2 separate regions of the Homo sapiens genome follow, and region 2 is linked to region 1. A link is an interaction called in ENCODE POLR2A ChIA-PET data of the cell type or tissue named here. Cell type or tissue: PC-9. All regions are shown on one strand.

The links. ChIA-PET counts read pairs that join two places held together with the same protein. Peaks named below come from ENCODE experiments on the same cell type or tissue, not always from the same donor. Only the 100,000 strongest peaks of a DNase experiment are listed, where the experiment ranks them.
Region 2: POLR2A ChIA-PET joins it to region 1 with 10 read pairs; 3 of 35 experiments call an interaction of 5 or more read pairs at or near these places.

The regions. Positions count from the first base shown.
Region 1 is chr5:58,187,013-58,189,512 of GRCh38, forward strand. LOC105378983 (a long non-coding RNA gene) reads right to left here. Exons shown (of 4, transcript XR_948350.2): 4 at 1-1,429. Among named protein-coding and RNA genes, the nearest start is that of LINC02101, 66 kb to the left of the region's middle. In PC-9, no CTCF peak of the experiment used is centred here; a DNase peak (open chromatin) is centred at 1,429; H3K4me3 peaks cover 754 bases; H3K27ac peaks cover 2,500 bases.
Region 2 is chr5:58,271,943-58,274,442 of GRCh38, forward strand. No RefSeq gene overlaps it. Among named protein-coding and RNA genes, the nearest start is that of LINC02101, 150 kb to the left of the region's middle. In PC-9, no CTCF peak of the experiment used is centred here; no DNase peak of the experiment used is centred here.

The DNA of each region.
Region 1 (2,500 bases):
TGTCTAATGGAGCAGGAACTATCTGTATGGGGTTAAGCTTTTAACCCAAAAATGTTTACTGAGCACCAATTATGCACAAGTAATTTGAAGTATTGGCCTTGTCTCTGAAAGGTGCTAACAGATAAACAACATCATTCTTCCATTTAGGCCGTAATTCTGTTCAGAAATTAAAGAGCAAAGGTTGTGAATGTCAGTTTTTCTTTCTTTCCTAAAAATCAATAGGTAATTACACTGACCCAAAAGGCAAAATGAATTCACTCTGTGAGTTTACCATTCATAGGACAGGACTTCACATTTACATGCCCATTTAAACATGCCCTGCTACAGTCACTTCTGAACATGTAAGAAGAGCTTCTTTGACATTCTGAAAAAATATTAACTCTAAAAGTTAGAGAGTAAACAATTTTAAGTGTTCAAATAGTACCTTCAAAAAATGATAAATAATTTCAATTTCTCTTTCAGGTAATAACATTGAGATATTGAGGTTCACTGGGAAAAATATTTTTGTTGGCACTTGGCACTTGGAATGCTTATAACATCACATCTTTAGTGGTATTACTTCAGCTATACCCTGTCTCATTGTTTATACAGATAGTGATGCATTTTGGTTAAGAATCTTAATAACAATAATCCTTTATATTTGTACAGTCTTTTTCAGTTCCAGGGCAGTTTAGATTTACCATCATATTAAATTCTTGCAAGGACTCTGTGAGATGACTGTAAGATTATTATTCTCATTGTGCCGTTGGGAAAACTGAAGCTCACAGAGTCCAAAGGCTATGAAGCATGGACTGGAAGCTGCCTGTCTGGGTTCAAATTCTGGCTCCATAGCTTGCCAAATATGTATAATTTGGAGCAAGTTACTTAACTTCTTTTGTATCAGTGTCCTCATCAGAAAATGAGGGTAATAACAGCACCTACCTTACTGGATTGTTATGACAGCTTAGGTTAATGTATGTTAAATACTTAACAGCAGTACCTGGCATATGGTAAATGCTACATGCATTTCAGAAATTGAGCCCAGATTTCTGACTGCATGTCTAGTGTTCCTTTCATTACAATAGTGTTTCAATTATGTCTTGTTACACCACTTCATGTGGTGGTTGACAGGGTACTGAACTAGAGGCAAAAGTACTACTACAGAAGCATATTCTGATGTTGTAGCTTCTACATTTTCCTGAATTAAAAACAATTAGGTAGTAATAATGTTCATGTAAACTATTTAGTAATCCTTCATGTGTACCAGGCTGGGTATCAAGCAAATAACGCATCTTTTACATGTATTATTCTATTCAATCCTCACAGCAGACCTGTTCATCTCCACTTGCAAACAAGGAACTGGAGTCACCAAGAGGTTAAGTTGTGCAGCGAGTCAGAGCATAGTGATAGGCATCAAAAGGGAGTTTCACGTCTGACTTAATATTGGTATCTGTGGAATGAAACAGGAATGTGCTTAATCATATCAAGCGATCTGATACTCAAACCTTTGTCTTCACCAGGGGTCACTGTCCTGGCAGTTACAGCATATTGCAAAACTGAAATCAAAGCTAAAGGCCTTAGAAATTTTTAATCTAAGCAAGAGCTGATTGTGTTTTAGTGGTGGATATCCAGTATAGTTTCCAACAATTGCAAATTGAAAGTAAAGGGAAAGTAAGCTAACAGACTCCTTAAAGTATCCACAGTCTTGGATAAAGCTTTTTTCTTCCAAATCTGCAATTATTCTTTTAAGGATTCAATTTAATTTATTATTTAAATTATTTTTAACATATATTATTTTAAAACTAAATTACATACAAATTTTCTTTTCCCTAATCTAAAGTTAAAATAAATCACTTTGTAATAATAACTGTGTAGAATTATATGAAAACATCATGTCTGTATTTTCAGTGCCTTAAGACACTTGGAATCTTTGGAGAATCTCACGTTCTAATTTTATTGGATTAGATATGCATGGCTTGGTGGCCTCAGAGGACAAGACTTAGGAGTAGCCCCAAAACATAGTCATCAGAAAAAAGAAAGAAAGTGGGGATTATTCTTTTAAGCAATTTAACCCAAAATCCAGGTTCCATGTTGTTCCGGCTTCAGAGTGAAATTTTTGTTCTCATCTAATTTTAAAGTTATACAACAACAGGAATGCTGTTAAGAAAACTCTGAGCATGAACCAAACCCGAGTGACAATACAGAACCCTGTTTTTATAGATGTTTGCCCCTAAAATAATAAAGTATAAAATATAAACTGACAAAATGGAATGCCCAGTCAAATAATATGATGTGACTTTGCATACATTTTATATCTCCTTACATGTCCAAAGGAGACATATTTTGTCAACATACAAATTCTGAGTGGCCTAGGAGGCAAGCCTATTCACAGTAATCCTCCTGGGAAAATAAGAAAGGAAGAGTAAGTACTAACTTTAGTATTAATTAGTTTTTGTGACACCATGGAACTTCCAACTTACAGGCTGGTAGGGATAGGGCACTCTGTCTCTATAGCATTGCA
Region 2 (2,500 bases), 85 kb after region 1:
AAAAAATAGCTTAAGGAAATGCATGTTATTGTACAAATCAACCACTAAACATATATGGAAGAAATGCTGCAAGAAAATGAAGAACCTAAAATAAAACCCCCCAAAATGCACAGGAATCACTGTTCTGCATGGGGAGACTCAATATTTTAAATAATTTGAGTAACAAAATATATATGCATAAACAAGGTGTTTTATAACCAAATTCCAACATTCCCAAATGTCCTGTATTGGTAACAAAGACGACAGAAAAATAAAATTGTTAATAATAGGAGAAATATCTTTACCAAACATATGTATATTTCTAATATTTTAACTTTTAGATTGATGGGTACATGTGCAGGTTTGTTTTATAGGTAGACTTGTGACTCAAGAATTTGGTGTACAGGTTATTTCATCACCCATCTACTAAGTATATTACCCAATAGTGTGTTTTTAAACCTATTCCTGTTCATTTTAAAGCCCAAATAAAACAAGAAACAAAATTGATAATAAGAAGAGCTGGCCTTAATGAGCTTTTATTTAGAAAAATTTGCATGCCTATTAATTCAGGATGACATACATAATCATGTTGCATAAATCTTTCAAAAGGATTTCATTATATACTCCATCTTCATAGTTTTATTAGCTTTCCAAGATTTACCATGGTTGTAGAAATTTTTTAGTAGACTTGGTCAGGCACGGTGGCTCACGCCTGTAATCCCAGCACTCTGAGAGGCCGAGGCGGGTGGATCACAAGGTCAGGAGATAGAGACCATCCTGGTGAAACACGGTGAAAGCCCATCTCTACTAAAAATACAAAAAAAATCAGCCGGGCGTGGTGGCGCGCGCCTGTAGTCCCAGCTACTCGGGAGGCTGAGGCAGGAGAATGGCATGAACCCAGGAGGAGGAGCTTGCAGTGAGCTGAGATCGCGCCACTGCACTCCAGCCTGGGTGACAAAGCAAGACTCCGTCTCAAAAAAAAAAAAAAAAAAAAAAGAGACTCAGTTTGCGTAAATGAGCAAGTTCAGGCATAATAAGACTAGGAAAGTTATTCTCTGTTTATAAAAAGATGGTGGTGGAGGAGTTAAGAAGGTTGAAAAATTGGGTATCGTTCCTTTCTTCTTAAACAAGATCAGCATTTTGAAATTAAGGCAAAAAGAAATATGAGCCTGATTTTTGGCAACCGGACAGCATTTATAATCTACTTCAGCAGATTTCTGCTAAGAACATCTGCTCTAAGCTAGTGTTAGACTAAGATTGATTGTCACCCCTTTAAAAGGAATTCCTGTTTCCTTTACACACACACACACACACACACACACACACACACACACACACCTTATCTGGCAATCTTGAGAGAAGACAGAGAAATCTGAGAAACTAAAGAGTGAAGTCTGAATCCACCCTTGTCACTCACCATCTTCCTCAGCAGAAAGGAAATATATTTTAGGTTTCATTGAAATTATAAACAATACTATGTCTGCAGCTGTGCTTGAAAGTCTGATGTCAATACTACTAAATACATGTTTTCATTTTGAGCAAAACTTATCAAATACATACAGAACCAGATTATAAGATCCTATTGAAAACAGCCCACACAAAATATCTCTATTCCCTTTGTCACTATGTCACATGTGTTTATCCTTGGTTATGGCCGACATAGTTATCTATCAGTAATTAACTGTCCCCATGAGCTTAGAAAAATGAGATTTCAGAAGCCCGAACTTGAATCTGGACACAATTTCACATTTTGTAATTGATCTTTGGCATCACATGTCACTGTATTTCAACTACTAAATGAAGTGAGAAAAGAGCTCTTAAAGTTTTTTGAGCTCCATATTCCGCTAAGAAAAAACATTAGAAACACCAACAGGAAAAATATGAACACTCATGATGTCAGATGTCCTAGTCTGTTTGTGTAGCTATAAATAAATACCTGAGGCTGGGTAATTTATAAAAAGAAAAGGTTTATTTGGCTCACAATTCTACAGGCTGTACAAGAAGCATAGCACCAGCATCTGCTTCTGGTGAGGGTTTCAGGCTGTTTCTAGTCATGGACGAAGGCTAAGGGAGCTGGTATGTGCAGAGAGCACATGGCAAGACAGCAAGCAAGAGAGAGAGAGGAGAGAGGTGCCAGACTCTTCTTAACAACCAGCTTTGCCCAGAACTAATAGAGTGAGAACTCACTCATTACCATGAAGACTGCACCAAGCCATTCATGAGGGAACTGCCCCAATGACCAAAACTCCTCTTTGAGCCCCCACCTCCAATACTGGCAATCAAATTTTAACTTGCAGTTTTGGGGACAAATACCCAAACTATAGCACTAGGTATTTGTATAGTTTTTATTGCTATTGAAATTGAATTCCTTTTTTTCCTAAATGGATGCATTTATTATTTCTGCAAGATATATAAGGAAAGCTATTGTCTTCATTTAGGGGTGAATCAGCCCATTCATGGGTTGTATCAAGGCTAAACAGTGATTCATCAAAAGTAAGAAGGTACATTTTGTGATTCCTTT